2 separate regions of the Homo sapiens genome follow, and region 2 is linked to region 1. The links are chromatin loops, found by intact Hi-C in ENCODE. Cell type or tissue: Caco-2. All regions are shown on one strand. Links, peaks and the distances in the headings refer to the core of each region. The heading gives the core; the rest is flanking DNA. Region 1 overlaps TC2N (tandem C2 domains, nuclear). Region 2 overlaps TC2N (tandem C2 domains, nuclear).

Region 1 (9,286 bases), core at 1-8,000:
TCTCAGGGAAGGTAAAGATTTGTTAAACAAGATGCCAAAAGCACAAACCATAAAACAAAAAGTTGACAGAGTCAACTATATTCAACTATATATAAAACGTGTTAATCAAAAGACACTATAAAGAAAGTAAAAGACAGGCTGCTCACTTGGAGAAAAAGAAATGTGCCACGTGCATAACTGACAAGGGATTCACATCCAGAATATATAAAGAGCTTCTATTACAGAAATCCATTTTTAGACCGAGTGCAATGGCTCATGCCTGTTAATCCCAGCACTTTGGGAGACTGAGGCAGGTGGATCACCTGAGGTCAGGAGTTCGAGACCAGCCTGGCCAACATGGTAAAAACCCGTCTCTACTAAAAATACAAAAAATTAGCCAGGCATGGCGGCATGCACCTATAATCCCAGCTACTCAGGAGGCTGAGACAGGAGAATCGCTTGAACCCGGGAGGCAGAAGTTGCAGTGAGCCAGGATCATGCCATTGCACTCCAGCATGGGCAATAAGAGCAAAACTCCGTCTCAAAAAAAAAAAAAATCTATGTTTTAAAGTAAAAAAACAACAACAAAAAAATGGCCAAAGACATAAACACCCACAAAACATAAACAATGAAAGGTTCAACATCATCAGTAATTAAGGAAATTTAAATTAAACCCCCAATGGGATACCATTTCTCACCCGATTGTCTAAAAGAAAAAAAATTCAGGTAATTACGAATGTAGAAGTGTCTTACATGTTGCTGAAAAAGGGAACAAAATGAACACTTACATCCCGCTTGTGAGGCTATAAACTGGTACAGCCACTTTATAAAACAATCCGGTGTTTTCCAGCAAAACTGAAGGTTTTTAAAACCATGAACACAAAGAGACATGAGTTAGAAGGGTCACTTAAAAACAGATTTTAATGGAAAAAAGTAAAAATTAAATTTAAAAGCAAAAAAATAAAAAAAAAGACTGAAAACATCCTAAATATCCATCCGCAGGATAATGGATAAAGAATGGTAAAGTCACACAATGAAATTATGCGCGGCAATAAAAAGTGAACAAACTACAACACATCAGCATGAAGGAATCTCACAGAATGTGCAAAAGCAAAGCCATAGGATTCACATAGTAGAATATCATTTATACAGAGTTCCAAAGTAGACTAAACAACACAGTGTTTGGAATGCATAGACATGTGGTAAAACCATATAGAGAATCAAGGAGAGTGGAAAGAAAAAGATATAATCAGGGAGAATACACAGGTTGGCTTCAAAAAATGTTGGTTATGTATATTTCTTAAGCAATACATAGGCACGGGGCTATTTATTTTATTTGTATTCTCTGAATCTGTAGATGTGTCAAAAGTACTATTTTGCACATATGAAATAATTTCTCATTTAAGAAGTAAATAAATACATGGTTGTGGTACAAAACATTAAAAATTCAGAAAACTATATGAATAAAATAAAAATTATCCATAATTATATTACCCTGAAATAACTATAGTATTTGAAGGAGGTAAATATACTTAAATGATGTGCCTTTCTTCTATTCTTTATTTTTATTTAATCTGTTTTAAAGCTTTACTGAGGTATAATTTACCTACAGTAAATTTCACATATTTAAAATGTATAATTAAATGAGTGACATACATACATATAAATACATACACACACATTGGTAGAAGCATCATCTCATCAAGAAAATGAATATATCCATCATCCCCTAAAGTTTCCTCATACTCCTTTTGGATCCATCCCTCCTTACTTTCTCTTTCCCCTACCCCCAAGTAACCACTGATGTGTTTTTCCATCACATTAGTTTGCATTTTCTAGAATTTTATTGGGTATATGTTTGGGCATAGCTTATGCATATGTTTTACTTTCGCAGACAATGCCAAAAAGTTTTCCAAAATGACTACACCAATTTACACTTCCACCAGCAGATTATGAGACTTCCAGTTGCTCCACATCCTCATCAACACTTGGTTGCCAGCCTTTTCCATTTTAACTATTCTTTTCATATTCCTAAGGAAAATACTCATAAAATGATTTGTCTGAACTCTTGAGCAACAAAAAAAAATCAAACTTTCAACGAAGACTGAAGTGAAACTCATTATACAGAAATTTTAATCTAAGAGCTTTTTCCCCTGAATGCATAATAATAATTGAAGCAAAGGCCCTAAATGATGTATGCCTCACAGATTCTGCTTTAGTCCCAACACCTGATTTCTACATAAGATTTTTAGAAGAACCATTGGGACATACGTAAAAGAACCGCATAACTTAAAAGCAAGTTGAGAACATCAACATATTGGAACTCAGGTAAAATAGAGTCCAACACAGTTTATATGTGTGACTTAAACACTATAACACCTGAACTCAATACACCAAACAAAACACCACTAAAATTGTGTTCATAATTTGGATGGGGCGGGGCATAACTACTTTACCACGAATAGTTCTTTTCAACATGCTCAGCTTCTTGCTCTCAGCTTCTGCTACTTAACCATGAGAGAGGAACAATGTTATGAAATGATGCACTTCGTTTTTAAAATTTGTAATTATTATGGATAACACAAAGGTAGTCTATCATCCTTATTTCTCTTTTTTCTTTTCTTTTCTTTTTTTAATCATCTCCCTAATCAATGGATCGCCTCTCCTTCTAACCTTTGTTTCTCAAAATACGGATTCTAAACTCACATTTACTTGTGAGTGCAGAATCACTATTCTCTCCTCAGATTCATTCAAACTTGGCTTCTACCCTTACACTGTACTTAAATTATGTCTGCTGAGGTTAAAGCCCCCATCCTAACTTCCAAAGACAATAGGCACGTAATCAGTTCTTGACTCCCAGATAGACTTCTCTCCTTGTTAAAACTCTCCTCTCCTGGCTTCTATGAGACCACTGCCCCCTAGATTTCCTCCTTTCCTGATGCTCTTCCTCAGACTCCTTGGCTGTCTCTACCCATCGCTTAATGCTGGTGTTCCCCATCCTTGGTCTTGCCCTCTTCTTACACTATACTTACTTGAATGATTTCTTACACCCTTACAGGATTAACCACCACAAATCCACTGCTGCTTCCAACATTTGTAAGTCTGATCTTGACTTCAGAAAACCTGATACCAATATATCTATTGGTATATATCCACTAGACAGCTATGCCAGATGTCCCGCCAGAATCTCAAACTCATTTTCTCTCCACCTGAATTAATCTCTCAATATTAGTTTTATTCGTAAATGCACAATTATAATTCATATGAAGTCAATAAAATACAAGATATACTTAAATTTTTCATGAAGGGTTAAACAAAGAATAAATTTGTATTATGGCCTCTTCCTCAGTTATGAAGGTAACTCATATTCATTAGCAAAAATTACAAAATACAAAAGAGATGATAAAAAGCAAATATCCCAGCTCTCAAAGGCAAGCAACATTACTCCCTCCTTCCAGAAAAAGCAATTTTTAACCATGCTGAAGTTACACATCAAAATATGAAACTGGTAAATGGATTTTGTTGTTGTTGCTAATTCTCAATATTTTCCAGGCTATGTTCTACAATATTAATCAGGGAAAACAAATTTCTATTAACTGCCTACCTAAAGGGAGAACTAGAATAATATTTCAATTACAAAAGCAATCCTTTTATATGCTGTATTTTAAATGTTCTAAAGAAATCAATGGTTTTGGCTTGGCATCTATCTTGTCTATACCCAGATGTCTATCGGTGTGCACTATAGCCCACAGTTCATCCACAGTATCTTCCTCTAAAGAAAACCATAGCAAAGGAAAACCTGGAAGAAATAGAAGTCAAATCTAAAACCTAGCTGGGTAGATTGTGGTTTGCAAACACCACAGTAAAGGGACACTTTTAACACCCTTTCGCCACTTCACAAAGTTTCAGAAACATCACAGGTAAAAACCCTCTGCGAAGCTCTTCTCATCAGACCCCGCCAGGGAAAGGAAATTCGCTTCTCTTTCCCCAGAGCCCAGAAACCACCTGGACGCGCCGTCGGAAGCCCGAGCACGGAGCAGGGAGCCGGGCGCCCGGCGCGCGGCCGTCCCCGCCTGGGCTGGGGTCTCCACCGTCCCCGGTCACGGGTCCCCCTAGGCAGAGCCGCCCACCTGGCCAGCGGGGACCTAGCCTCGCCCCGTCGCCCACCCCTGGTGCCCTCCAGACCACCGCGCTTCCAGCTGTCGCGGGGCCTAAAGCTCTCTCAGGCCCCCGCGACACAGGCGTCGCTGAGGAGACGTGGGAACAGCCCCTGGGCCCCACCACGGCCCCATTTTAAAGAAAGTTAAAGACAAAAGAGACAGAACTGACACTCACCTCCAGCCCGCAAGGCGGGGCCGCCCTCACAGGCACCCCCCACAGCCCTGAGCGAGCTGCCAGGTGGGAGAAGCGCACCTGAGCCAAGCCACGCCGCGCCTTTCCCCGCCCGGGTCCCGCCGCCCTCCTCCGGGTCTCCACGTCCCACGCCCGCGCTGGGCCGGCGCCGCGCGGCCGCGGCCGGTTACCTGCTGGAGGCAGTGGGCGCTCTGCTGTCGCCGCCTGCGGGAACTGTGACTCCGGTCACCTCGCGCGGCCGCGCCTCGAGGTCCTGCCTTTCCCAGGGCCTCCCCTACCCTATCACTTACCCCCTCCCCTCCACTTCCCTCCCCGTACCCACTCCCACACCACCCACCAGGGCCGCCCCGCCCCTCGGGACGGGCGCTAAGGGGCGAGGCGAGGCAAGGCGGGGAGGGGCGAGGCAAGGCGGGGAGGGGCGAGGCAGGGCGGGGCAGGGCGGGGAGTGGAGTGGCGCAGAAGGGCTGGGCGCGGAGGGGCGGGGCCTCCCGCGTACCTGAGCCGCGCTGCGCCTGCGTCCTCCGCGACTCCGCGCTTGGCAGCCCCTTCCTGGGAAGGTGTAAAATGCCGCCAGGTGTGGGGTGTGTTTTGGGAGAAGAAGGGAGACAAGCGGTAGGAGGGGGAAGAGAGGGGAAGCTATTGGCCTGAGGAAACTTCTCTGACTTGGGGAGGCAGGGGCAGTCTTTCTGGCGATGTTTATGCACACTTTACTTAGAAGCGGAGTAGTCATGTTGTTACTTGACTTTTAGAGTTTTTATAAAAAGTCTATAAAGTCTTTGAGGATCAGCCCTGCTCTCTGCTTTTGTTGCTATCTGCTACTGCCTTGCCATCAATGGGTGTCTTGGAAAGAATATTAAATGTATCCACCACAGCACCTCACACCCCCGATTCTATGAGGGATCCCCTCTAACCCTGGTAAAGCGGGGGGCCTGGCCCTTTTCTCTGGGCTTCCTTGGTGGAAATCTCAACACTGCTTGGAAATGAGTTTCCTAGACTGTCTGATGAAGAATGGCTTAGCATTTTTTGTTTGTTTTGTTTTGACAGAGGTTCTGTCGCCCAGGCTGGAGTGTAGCGGTGCGCCCGTGGCTCAGTGCAGCCTCGACCTTCGGGGCTGAAGTGATCCTCCCACCTCAGCCCCTCCGCCAAGTAGCTGGGAATACAGGCGCGAGCCAGCATGCCAGGCTAATTTTTTAATTTTTTGTAGAGATGAAGTCTTATTATATGGCCCAGGCTAGTCTTGAACTCCTGGACTCACGTGATCCTCCCACCTCTGCCTCCCAAAGTGCTCCACCTCCCAAAGTGCTGGGATTACAAGCATTGAGCCACGGTGCCAGCCTGGGTGGTGGGACTGTAAAATTGAAAGAAAGGTTCATACTTTTCCTTCTGGAGAGCAGTCTTTCCCAGAGTGAGTTCTGTCCATCTCAAGGTCCTAGAGATGCTGCAGTGGGAGTAGGGGTAGATCACCAGATCACATTAATGTGGGGGAGAGAGACACAAAATATTTGTTTTCCTTGAGATTCACAATGCATACTAGCATTTTACAGGCATAAGAACCATGTTTTACTTTCTTTGATCCTGCATCTCCCAAATGTGTTTGACCATAGAACTCTTTTCTTGAGAAAGGCCTGTTTCCAATCTTGGGCATTAGTGTTTCAACAAACACTTTGAAAACCACTGCTTTCAACTCCTAGTACGTTCACATTTAATAATGTATCACAAATGTTTGCAAAGTTGTGCACTGTTCACACAAAACTTTCATGAGTCATCTCATTTAATCCTGGAAATTGCAATGTAGCTGTTATTATCTTCATTTTGCAGTTGAAAATATTTAAAGGTCAGACAACCAGTTAGTGGTTGCCCAAACATACAGTCAAGATTTGAATCTGAACTTTGAACTCCAAGGCGTTTTAGACTAATATTCATTCTGTCTCTCTCTCATTTGTTCCTTTTTTTTTTTTTTTTTGGGCAGGCTCTCACTGTTGCCCAGACTGGATTGCAGTGGCACAATCATAGCTCACTGCTGTCTCAAACTCCTGGGCTCCAGCCATCCTCCCACCTCAGCCTCCCAAGTGTGCTGGGACTACAGGCACATACCACCACGCCTGGCTAAATTTTTAAATTTTTTTATAGAGACAGGGTCATGCTTTGCTGTCCAGGCTGGTCTGAAACTCCTGGCTTCAAGCAATCCTCATGCCTCAGCCTCCCAAAGTGCTGGAATTACAGGCATGAGCCACAGTGCCCAGCTTCCCTTGATACCTAAGGAGAGCACATCCTTGGTTAGAAATCACTAGATTCATGTGTTAGTTGAATCTTCTCAAGGGCAAGACCATAACTTTTACTTCCTTGCAGCACCTGACTTAGTGCAGGGCACAAAAGTGTCATTGAAATGTGCTGAATGAATGAAGGAGGAATGAATGCTCAATAACTACTAATTGAAGTGAGCTGATGCTTGGTTCCTTAAATGAACAACTTTAACAAACTCTTCACTGATGCAGAAGTACCAAGAGCAGGAGCTCCCCTAATTGTTCCTAGTTTTCTTCCCTAGTCCATCTTAAAACATTTTCCTAGAAGAATCCTCTCTATTGACAGATACAGTTCTTGTAAAATCATGAAGCCAATTCCTTTGTTTTCCTTGAAATGGGCCTCCTTCCTGTTCTATCTGAGGCAAGGCTACTTGAATGGAGGATATTGTACACCTTTCTTTGTGCTCTTATTTCTAATCTCTTCCCACAAAAGGATCGTCCTCAAAATACTATGAACGGGTTTTTGTTTATTTTTTAATTTAGCAATTTTATATTATTTGAGGCCGATCTAAGGAGAAAAATAGACTGGTCAATATGGATAACGTGGCTGCTTAGATATTACTGTGTGTATCAATTCTTTCATTTGATAGAGACAAATCGCATAATTCCTACTCTAAACCCCTATTCATTCTTTATTTAATGCAGTTTAGAAGTGCTTTGTGACTCAGCCCAAGCCTACCTCTCCAGCCTTATCTCCCAGTATTTCCATCACACCTTTTTGACCTACTGAAGGAATTGCAGTTCCATAAACTGTCGAATTTGCACACACCATTCCCTCTACCCTTCTCTTACAGGTATCAACTAGCAAACTCATGTTCATCCAACCAAGATACCACCTCTTCTAGACAATGAAACCCCACAACACCCATTCCTGACTCAATTAGGTGCCATTTCCCAGCATAACCACCACAATCCATCTGTATCTCTATCATGGTGCCTACATCATAGCTGTGATTACTGGCTTCTTTTCCCACTTCCCTCTAGATGCATTCCAAGTGAGTTACCAATGGGCAGGAATGATGACTTCCACCTCTATTTCCTGAGCACACAGCATAGCACTTGATATAGAAGGCACTCAACAGTTTGTTGAATAAATGAAAACAGCTTTCAAAGAGTATAAATTCCTAGAGTGCTTGTGAAATAATTTTACAAATAAATGGTCATGAATACATTGGGGGTACCAGACAGATTTTTGCTTCTCTCAAAATTATTTCCTTCCCATTTTCTGCCTTAGAACATAACAGCAGAAGCCTATACATATTCATTCATTTCATGTATTTGTTCAAAAAATATTTCTGAGTGCCTGCCATGTAACAGGTGCAGTACTAGGCACTTGCTTCAGAGAGGAAGTGACATTTCAAAAGTGTCATGGATGCTCACCAAACCTCAATTCCTCTCCCTGGGCATGAAGCTAAACTGCTTTGCCTAGCCACTCCCCTTGCATCTAGGTAAGGTCATGTGGCCAGTTCTGACCAATGGAATTTGAGCAGAAATAGAGTTTCACTTCTGCATCTAGGCAACTAAGAACAGGTGAGCCTTCACCCCACTGTCTCCCTCTTTCCATTCCATGACAACCTTGGACTAAACCATGCTAACCATTGCTAAAGCTCACAATACGACAAGATGGGAGAAATGTCTGGGTCCTTGATTGGCTTCATAGAACAAAGCTCTCTCCACTGCCCACTAACTTTGATTGGATGGTGATGTGAGTGAAAAATATATTTTATTGTGTTAAACCACTAATATTTGGGGTTTTTTTCTAACACCTGGATTTACTTACTCTGATAGGCACTGTCATGAATGATGACATATAGATTACATTAAACATACCAAAAAAATGTTTCTCATGCTGTAGGCATTCTATGGGAGACATAGAACATGAAAATTTATCAAAGAGCTTATTAAGGTCATAGAAACTTTAAGTTTGTCCCAAGTAGATAAAGAAAAATCTTTATGGATACATAGCTTTCTGTCTCTCAGATGGCCACCTTATCAGAATGCTGACATCTTGACCTGAAAACAAGCACAGAGTCACCATTATGCCTTCTTCATCATCTTTATCTGCACTTCTCTGTCTCTTTCATGCACTTTGAAGGGTTTCCCTGAGTGGGCTTCAGGAGATCCAGTGTTACTCAAAGTCTAGTATATATTCAGGAAAAGAGAAAAATAAAAAGGCTAGGCTCCAAAAGGTCTTGAATAGCTTACTAAGGAATTTGTCCATTAATCCACAGGATACATAGTTGAATAAGCTAGGAACTATTTGTAGTGAGAAGAGTTGCTTTTTTCTTTTTTCTTTCCCTCCCTCATCATCTTACCTGGATAACTGTTACCCACTAAACTAAGGTAACAATGGGATAATGGGTGGTCACAGATGCTCCACCAGGAGAACTAATCATGAGAGTCTCATTTCTCAGTGCCCTCCCACAAAGCCCTTCCTCAAAACACCCATCTGCCTCCTCCAAACCCCAATAATCAATGAAACTTCATAGCACTAAAAGGCTGACACAGTTGTATTAGAGGTGTAAATGAGAAATATTCAGCACCTAGAGCAGGAGGCAATAGCACCAGTGGGGTCAAAGGAAATCTGTGAAGGAGGAAACAAAGAGAGAATCCAAAAACAAAAGAAGGTTTTCCACCAACCACATGATCAA
Region 2 (10,470 bases), core at 2,471-10,470, 54 kb before region 1:
CTTTATTAAAAGGGTATATAAACTCCTAATCTAATTACCTCTTTGAGTTTCACTTTTCTGTGAATACTTATGCATGTAAACATTAATAAAAATGGTGTCTTTTCTCCTGTTAATGTCATTTGTTAGTTTGATTCACAGACCCCCATTCATTGAATATAAGAGGGTAGAGGAAAAGTGGGTCATCCCCTACAAGGGCCTTGTAGGCTGTGTTAAGGATTTTGGACTTCATACTAAGAGCACCGAGAACCAAGGTGTGACAATCAGATTATAAGGAAAGTACAGTACTACAGGTGGGATATGATTTTGCCTTTGATTAGAGAAGTTGAAGTGGAGATGGAGAAGTGGGTGCATTCAAGATCTATTTAGGATATATATATTTCTGAACAGGGTGACTTGAGTATGGGAGATAAGAGAAGAGTTCCAAGGTGTGATATTGATATAACATAGATTTGGTCTTTGTCGTTGACTCCTGGCACAGAGCTCCTAAAACCCTTAGAAGGCAGCTATGCTCACCACTGTACCATCAACACACCTAAGACCCTTGGAATTTCCTAAGCAATAAGTGTGATGAGGCATCTTTTCTTATATTTGGTTTTTGTCCCTGGCTCCTGAAATAGCTCCAGAGCGATGAAGGTGAAAGTAGCATCTTGTGTCATTCCTAACAAGCCCCTTTCAAACACACCCCAGTTTATGTTAATGAGGTGACTTTTGGAAAGCCGTCAAGAATGAGGGTCTTGTTGCCAGGAAAACAAAAATATAGTTAAGAGGGTTGGAATTTTCAGGTCCATCTCCCAAGCCCCCTCAACCTCTGGGGAGGAGAGAGTGGGTAGAGACTGAGTTCAACCACCAATGGCTAATGACTTAATCAACCATGCCTATGTAATGACATCTTCATAAAAATCTTAACTGAAGTCCAGAGGGCTTATTGTTGGTAAGCATATCGAAGAGCCTGCAAGGTGGCACTCCCCGAGTGGGCAGGGAACTTCCACATCCCTCCCCACTGGCTTGCCCCATGCATCTCTTCCATTTGGCTGTTCCTGATTTGAATCCTTTATAAAAAACTGACATATGTACATAAACTGTTTCCCTGAGTTCTGTGAACAATTTTAGCAAATTATCAAACCTGAGGTGTCATGAGAAGCTCCAATTTGTAGTCAAGTAAGACCAAAGTTGTGGGCAGCCTGGAGACCTGCCACTTATGATTGGCATAGGAAGTGGGGGGCAGTCTGTGGAACTGGGCCCTTAATTTGTGGGGTCTGTGCTAACTCTGGGTAGTGTTGGAATTAAGGTAAATTATACAACACCCAGTTGGTGTCCACAGGGAATTAAAGAATTGCTTGGTGGGAAAAGCCCACACATTTGGTGTCAGAAGTATTGTAAGAATAAAGAAACAGCTTTTCTTGTTTTAATTTCCCCCCCCCCCCCCAGCACAACCAGAATACAGAAAGAGAAATAGTTTTTCCATTTACATGTGTTAGTAACTGGTAGAAAATGATTCCAACAAATTTCTAAATAATTATTAGAATTTAAGTGTAATTAACTCAATGAATAGGTTTCTGGGATGACCAACTAGGTGGATGACAGTGCCTTTTACTCAGATGGGGAAAAGTGAAGATCACACTTGTGGTAGGAATGGGAAATCAAAAGTTTGATTTAGAACACGTTTAAGAAAAGATGTCCACATTAGCTATATGACAGTGGAACTCATAGCAAGATTTGGGTAGAGATGTAAATTAGACAGTAGATAGCATTTCAAGCCATGGAAATAGATGACGTTGCCCTGGAAAACAGTGTGGAATGACAAGAAAAGGTGGCCTATGACTGAGTCCTAAAGAACTTCTACTTTTTAAAGTCAGGTGCATGAAGATGAGCCGAACAGAGAAGAACAGACTAGGAAGGTTGTTAAAAAAATAAGCAGAGCATAATGACATGAAAGCCAGAGGAAGAGACGGTTTCAAGGAGAGAGGCAGGGAGAGACAGAGAGAGAAAGAGAGAGAGAGAAAGCTATTGTTAAGAAAGTTGATGAGAATAAAGGAAAAAAAATAGCTGAAAAGCATTTATTAAGACTTTAACATGAACTTTGGTGGAGTGGTGAGGATGGAAGATTGAAGAGAATGGACTAAGGACAGAGCGGTTAGAAATTATCTATAAAGAGGAGAACAGATAAGGCAGAATCTAGAACAGGAGAGGAAGTCTAGGAATATTTTTTTAAGAAAGAAACCACAGAGAAAGGTGACCTAACGGATGCTATGCTGAGAAACCAACCTTCCTATTCATTGAGTTAGTTACACTTAAATTCTAATAATTACTCAAGAATTTGTTGGGATTGTAGACTACCAATTACTAACACTTGTTGAGCAAGCAGACATGAAGGCTATGCTTGGGAACAGTCGGGTGGAAGAAGGAAAGTGAGGAAAGAAACTCCTGTGAGAATGAAAAGAGCTTCTGGTGCTGAGAATCTTCACTGGCTATGCATAGACTCACCCGTAGCAGTCCAACCCAGGGAAAGCTTTGGGGACCTCGGAAGACACACCTCTATGGGGAGCATGCTGCATTGGCTCCTGCTTTATGTAACGTTTCTTAGTCCATTCAGGCTGATATAACAAAATACCATAAACTAGGTAGCTTACAATGAACATTTATTCCTCACAGTTCTGGAGGTTGGGAAGTCTAATATCAAGATGCCGGCAGATTTGGTTTTGGGTAAAGGCTTGCTTCCTCATAGAAAGTCATCTGTTCACTGTAACCTTAGCTGGTAGAAGGGGCAAGGGATTTCTTTGGGTCTTTTTTATAAAGGCACTAATCCCTTAACAGCCTAATTACCAATGCCTTAACGACCTAATCTTTTCCCAAAGGTCCCACCTCCTAATACTATCATCTTTGGGGTTAGCATTTCAACATATGAATTTTGGGGGAACATAAACATTCAGTCCATCGGTGTTTACACGGGTTCCTTCATCAATACAAAAACCTAACCCCCAAAACTGTATCCGTAGGGTTCTTTGCATCAAACACATCACCAACCAATTTTGATACAGCCACACACCAGAGGTTTCAAAGATGAAACAAAGAATCCAGTAGAGTGAGTGGGAATGGTTCAAAAATAGGAGAAAATGGGCATAATAAATGGAACGAAATCCCAGAGAATGCGGAGAGGACTGGGTTCAGAAGTCATGAGGAAGGACTGGCTTTCCAACATAATGGGGGAAAGGATGTATATGGGTAAAAACAAGTTTGTGGATATGGTGGTAGGAAGTTGGAGGAAAACCTGACATTATTTTCTTTGCGAATCATGACATAAGGTCTTCTACTAAGAGCAAAGAAAGCAGCAGGCAGGCTAAAGGTTAGAAAAGAGTGAAAGAATGTATAAACTGTTTTTCACAGTGAGTCAGCTGACAACACAAATGAAGTAGGATGGCTAGGGAGGCAGAGTCAGTGATCATGAACAGCAGTGCTTGGTTTTGTGTGTTTCAGGTCAGGGACCTACCAAACCTTTCCTAATTCCTTCCGCTGCATTAAATTCTTTCTTTATTTGAGCCTCTAAAGCATTTTGTTCATACCTTAAAACCTGCTTTCTACTAGAATCTTGCTTTATATTATTTCATTTACCTACCTAAATATAAAATCTCAGTGTAAACAATGGCTTATTCATTCTTGTATCCCTGAAAGCACTAAGCATGGTTCTTTGTGTGAAGTACTAGATTTTTTTTGCATTTAGTTATTAAATATATCATATAAAATGGCCCATTTAAAAATGTGGTTTCGAGATTGACTTCATACATTATATAATCAAGAAAGATGAAAGACTCAGAAATTAAAAGACAATTTTAAACCACAGTTAACCAAATTTATTTCTGCTAAAATAAGTATCCTATCCTGAAGGGCAGACATTTTTATCATCCTACTGCCTCAGAAACTAAAGGCAGCACAGTGGCTTGCACCTGTAATCCAAGCACTTTGGGAGGTCGAGGCAGGTGGATCACCTGAGGTCAGGAGTTCAAGGCCAACCTGGCAAACATGGCAAAATCCTGTCTCTACTTAAAAAAAAATACAAAAAAATTAGCCGGGCATGGTGGTGGGTGCCTGTAATCCCAGCTACTCAGGAGGCTGAGGCATGAGAATCGCTTTAACCTGGGAGAGGGAGGTTGCAGTGAGACAACATTGTGCCACCGCACTCCAGCCTGGGCGACAGAGTGAGACTCCATCTCACAAAAAAAAAAAAGGATGACCCAGAAACAAATCCCACAGCATAGAATATGAAGATCAATACTGAATAAACATCATCACCATTTAAAAGTCATATTCTCATTTGGTGATTTAGTTTAACATAGAATCAGATAGCTTTCTATTGTTTCAGAAGACATACAAAACTTTTTTTTTTTTTTTGAGACAAGAGTCTCGCTCTGTCACCCAGGCTGGAGTGCAGTGGCGCGATCTCGACTCACTGCAAGCTCCTCCTCCTGGGTTCATACCATTCTCCTGCATCAGCCTCCCAAGTAGCTGGGACTACAGGCACCCACCACCACGCCTGGCTAATTTTTTGTATTTTTAGTAGAGAACGGGGTTTCACTGTGTTAGCCAGGATGGTCTCCATCTCCTGACCTTGTGATCCGCCCGCCTCGGTCTCCCAAAGTGCTGGGATTACAGGCATGAGCCATCGTACCCCAGCCCAGAACTTTCTTTCTAGACATCTACTGCCATTATGAGAGTCCTACAGTTTAATATAATTATTTATTGTAATCATGGTTTATAGAAATCACATTTTTTATAGATTAAAAAACTTAAAACTAAAAAAGTACTAAGTTAAAAAAAACTCCACTAGGAGATTACTAAAACTGTAGGCCACATTCATCTTCCTACAATTCTTCACCCACAAAATAAAATCCAATTTAGGAGGCTCCATTAACTCTTTTAATATATTTCTAAATCTTAAATCTATATTTCAAAATGAACATGGTACTTCATATGGGCCCACTTTTCATAATTCTTTCAACTCAATGTTTTAGCCAAAACTGCAAACATTTGAAATTTAATTTTGAATAAAAATTACAGCTTATGCACCAAGATAACATTAGAAAGTGTCTTCAGACATTTTATCAGGTATTTTCCTCATTACACCCAACCAAACACAGAAAGAAATATATATTTTTGAAATGTCAATTACTGCTATGCTATCAAAAGCTGACATTTATTACAAATTTCTGAAATCCTTCATAAGCAAGTATTTGATTAAACAAAAATGGAAAATGTTACTAGGAGATATAGTTTATACCTGGCTGTTGAGTACATTAGTATCAGAGAAATTCATGTAACTATATTTAAACAGAACTTCAGTTTAGGGTCTTTTCAGACCACAATTATATAACTTGTTCAAAATCCCACTAGTTTCTTCTTAACAGTCTTGGTAAGAGATGAAACTGATATACTTCAGAGGCCATTTCCCTAGGAGTACTGCTTTTAAAAATCATGCAAAACAAAAGCCAAATAGTGATGTTATATTTTAACCCAGGCTGCAGCTATTTGTGTTGATCTGAAAGCTTACAAGTAAATCCACTGTTAGGAATGAGCACTGTAAAAGCTATCAGCTATCAGCGTGAACCCTTCCATGGTTTCCTTTGATCACATGACATCATTATGATTTCCTTCTCCTTGCGTAAGTGGGTAAAGGTCAAGAAATGCCTAGGCAAATATGAAGAGAAGTTATTTTGGCATAGAATCTCATTTTTTACTACCAGCTCCTAACGTTTTTCTCACAATATGCATACCTATTAGCAGGAGATTGGATTTTTATTTATAGGTCCACATAAAGCTTCAAGGAAATAACCAGCATTAGTACCTCCTCACCTGAAAAAGGCTTAAGTAAACACTAATTAAAACATTTAGGATCTTAGTTGTATCAATACTTCTGTACCTGAAAGCTCTTTTAAATGTAAGGGTTTTCTTTTTATTGTTTTATTTACCTAGGATTCTAAGAAACTGAGAAGTCATAGCTTTCCCTTAAATTATACATCATACATACATTGTAAGAATATAGAAAATTAAATAAATCAAATAATTAAATATTAAGTTAAATGCATGACTACATATATTAAATTTGGAAATTCAAAGCATTAATAGAACAGAGAAACCAGCTAAAACAAATTGTAGCTTTTAAAATAAACAATAAAGCCCGTTATTTATTATCTAAAAGCCAGTAAATACATTTACTTCTTTGGTACCCATTAAAATAGTTGCATTTGCAGAGGATGTTTAGGGCAGCGAAACTATACTATATTATAATGATGCATACATATCATCATATATTTGTCCTCTAGCATGTATAACACCAAGAGGGGACTCTAATGTAAACCATGAACTTTGGATGATAATGATGTTTCAGAGTAGGTTCATTGATTGTAACAAATGTACCATTGTGGTGCAGGATACTGATAGCCTGGGAGGCTGTTGAGGGCTTTGTCAGGGGAGAAAGGAAATCTCTATCTTCCTCTCAATTTTTCTGTTAACCTACAACTGCTCTAAAAAAAAAAGTCTATTTTTAAAAACAATTTTTAAAAGTTGTATTCGTCTCAGATTCAAAATATTATCACACAGGTGATTTATCTTAAAAATCCATGTGAGTACTGACCTATATGTCATTTTTTGCAAATCTAAAACAAAAATATTTCAAAATGTTCAGTGGCAGAGAGTACTGGTACCACAAAATCAGAGCAGTAGAAGCAAAGGGGATATAAGATGTGGACATTTTGTAGCTTGAGGAGATGGCACCTAGGGAAAAGAGAATTAAGTGTTTATTTGGGAAAATGTTAATGATATACACAGAACATAGGAGCTGGAATAAAGAAGGCATGCTTAGGTTATAGCAAGGTATACTCCTGGCCTAAAATATCACCATCTTTCTCTGCATGCCTGGGACAAAGTAAGAATGGGGGCAGAAAAAAAGGGAAGACTGAGAACACAGAGCACTTAGTCTACTTATTAGCAAAAATAAAGTGAGATTTTCTAAAATCAGGTATAATGTCATCTGCCTCTCCAAAAAACTGTTCTTTTTGGCCACAGTTCTTATGGTCAATTAAGCTGAAATTATTTCCAAATACTGAGTTCTAATAAGTACTGGAAAGAAAACTGCAATAGAAAATATTTGTTACACAGTATAATCAGGTATGGTTATGAAAAAAATGAGAAAATACTCAAACACGGTAAATTATAGAATAATCTAAATTTTAAAAACTAAAAACGAAGTGATTATCATAAAATACTGAATTTTCTATTTAAGCTCATTTAATTCTGTGAATTAGGATGGACCATATGGATGATACTCTTATTTTAACTCCAAATAAAACAAATAGTAAAATATTTGAGGGAAGAAAACAGCAAAGTATGTATATTCTGGGTTTCCAATTAAACTTCAACCTTCTGGTGTTTTCAATTATTCCTGCCAAAATGTAGTTTTCTATTTCTGAAGTTTTTTGGAGATAAGTAGCTTACAAAGGGATAATGTGATGTCTTATGGGTAAAAAAATTATAAAACACAGGGCACAAACTTTCTCCAAATATAGAAAATAGTTGAAATGGTTCAATTCATTTTTACCGGGAGAAAATACATAGCAAGAGGTAAACAGTGGAGCCAAGACCTAATCAATAATGCCTAGCACTGAAATAATGGTAAAGTCTTCTAAATGCCAATAGTACTAACAGAGACTTGATATACCAGGTTTTGAATATCTAAGTAAAGCTTAAAATACAAAAGCGAAAACATAATATAGAAAGAACTATCTATGGTTGATATTCTCACAGACTTTATAATTTATTTAGTCATCCTAATAATACTTTGATTTTACTGTCTGTGTCTCTTGTTGCAGTTTTAAAACATTTCCTTTACTTTGGATATCTGATAAAATTCATTACATTTTCTTATCAAATTTTCTATCAGATACATTATATACCATAATTATAGCCCCCATAAATTGACAAATTTGTTGATTTGCCTCTTCTCATTGGTAGCAAATTGAAATCATAAGTCTTCTAAAAGAATGTCAAGTTCTTCACCAAATTAATGTGTGAAGTCTTCAAGATGGATTTAATTTGTGCCACCTGATAACAACCTTTTCTGGATTTATTACTGTCTCTTTCCACTGGTTCACTGCTTCAATGTTATTACTGTCTTCACTTATCCAAATCTGTAAAGGAAAGTATGTACAATCATTTAACTTGACACAATAATAATAACTACATTCAGACAGTTAGTTACTCTTACTGATGGAAGAAATTTGGAAGTTTGCTTTACATATTTTAAATTAAACATCTTTCTTTTTTCCAAAAGTCAGATTGATTTCTCTATTTGACATTTAAATGCTAAAACATTTAACCTGCTTAGTCATTCTGAAGACTAGTTTATAAGGTTCAGTTCAAAAATTCAAGGTGAAATATTACAAAATCATTTCCCCTAGAACAGTTATTAGTATCCTTTCCTATTCAACAAATCTAGGAGCTCAACTTAAAACTGATCCCAACCACTCAAAAATATTTTTGTAAGGATAATTAAACTGAGGCTAATCATGATTCAAATTAGATTGGTAAGGAATGTGCATTTTAAATCACCTTTTACAAGAAATAAAGTGTAATCTTAATTAAAATCTAATAGTCATTCTTGATCAATAGTAATTTCATAGTACCCATCACTTATGTAACTTAAATACTACATGTGAATGTATACATAGTATTATGCAAATTGTACAAAAGACATCACAATAATTATATTATTATGAAGACAAGGAATAAAAAAACTTGAATTTTCATCTTACCTCTAGCACTAACAAATGCTTTTACCTTGAAGTTAACTTCTCTGAGATTCAGTTTCTAAGAGATTGGAGCAGGTCATTGGTTTCAACCTTTTTCCTTTTCTTTCTTGGTCTAAAGAACCTTCCTTTCAAATGAAATCTTACAAATAATCCCAGTATGTAAAACAGACATTAGAGTACTTTCGTTGATACAGGGGTGGAAGACCTTGAGTTCCCCTTTGGCTACCCCATCATAGTTCCTCCTAAGGCTATACCAGATAAGCCATACGGAGCAGATGACCAGCAAGAACCTTTCCAGAATTATTATTCTAACTAGAATCTTAGCCAAGAGAATGGAATCACCACAAATGTTATCATGAAAATCATCTCAAGTAAATTTCCTATTCCATTCATACCGTTAAGTTGAGGCTCGATGATATACGAAAACTTTAACTGAATTGACTTCATAAAGGCTTAATGGTCTTCAAAATTATGCTGGTTATATGAATTCTTAAATTCAAGCTCTTTTCCAAATAATAAATGATAAAACAACATTTTAATTAGTATTTTACGTAAAAATATATATTAAAAAGTAAATCAAGGAGCTGATATCAATGTTTGAAAATTCATATATAATTTGAGGATTTCATGTAGACTGTTAATAATATCTTGTCAAGTTGAAGCTTTTAAACCAATAATATAGATTTTGGAATTTAAATGTGGTTCAAACAATCGTAATTAAGGTAAAAGATAATGGACAGCTACCACTAGTCTATTCAGAGTAAGGAAAGGAAACAAGTTCCTAGAGGACTGGCAAGTTAACAAGTGTTATGTTGTTTTATACAAATTGTACCAAGATTTTAAAATAATCCAGACAGTAGTATTAACTAAATAATATCACAACCACTGTTAAAATGGACATGTTCTAGGAATTCAAAACTAACTCAGGTAAGAGAATATAAAAAGTGCCCATGTTAAACATTAAATCAAAGATTAAACAAAATAAATTTGATACTCGAAGACTTAAGAAATTGATTTAAATACTTAATGTTCCCTCCTTCCACAAGGAACAAGTCAGTAGTACTGAAAAATTGATAATTCTCATCGTTTTTGAAGTAAAAAAGCTCAGAAAAAAACATATTTAAAGATAAACCTGATTGCTCAGAAATTCCAACTATTTGTATTAAAGCAAAAAGTCTGACAAGTTTCGATTTTTGTAGCAATTGAATTTTGATTTATGATGCTGAAGAACTGTACTCTATTTGACTTTAATATTATCCTGTATTCCCTTTGTTAACTGACTGTTTAAATGCATAGAAAAATATAAGGAAGGATAAAAACTCCTACTAACCTGGCCCACAAAGTGTTTTCTTCTTACAGAGCTTCGACTGTAAAGCTTAATGAGAAAAACAATTTCTTTTTCACTCTGTATAAGTGGAAAAATCATAGTCTCTCCCCACTTGACTCTTCCATTGGAGGCCTTCAGTAAGCGTGTCTTTTTCTTATAAATCAACTCTCCCGAGCTAAACATTCCCACCTTCACGAAAAAACCTAAAAAATTAGAAATATTGGTTTATAAAATGTTATTCAAAATACCATATAAAGATGTGTATATACACATCCAAGTTGGAATATATATATATAACATTTATTGTAAAAAATATAGATAAGTCACTTTTAAATGTTTGATGAG

Evidence for each region. A loop is a pair of places that touch in the nucleus more often than their neighbours do. Peaks named below come from ENCODE experiments on the same cell type or tissue, not always from the same donor. Only the 100,000 strongest peaks of a DNase experiment are listed, where the experiment ranks them.
Region 2: it touches region 1 in a loop (2.1-fold over the local background); 3 of 110 quality-filtered maps call a loop at or near these places.

The regions. Positions count from the first base shown.
Region 1 is chr14:91,831,869-91,841,154 of GRCh38, forward strand. All of the region lies in intron 1 of TC2N (tandem C2 domains, nuclear), which reads right to left. It overlaps LOC124903362 (a long non-coding RNA gene), which reads left to right and starts at 8,226. Exons shown (of 2, transcript XR_007064307.1): 1 at 8,226-8,340. In Caco-2, for the core only: no CTCF peak of the experiment used is centred there; a DNase peak (open chromatin) is centred at 4,703; H3K4me3 peaks cover 2,331 bases.
Region 2 is chr14:91,775,034-91,785,503 of GRCh38, forward strand. It overlaps TC2N (tandem C2 domains, nuclear), which reads right to left. Exons shown (of 12, transcript NM_001128596.3): 11 at 10,129-10,328; 12 at 4,713-8,177. The coding sequence ends at 8,067. Among named protein-coding and RNA genes, the nearest start is that of CATSPERB, 48 kb to the left of the region's middle. In Caco-2, for the core only: no CTCF peak of the experiment used is centred there; no DNase peak of the experiment used is centred there.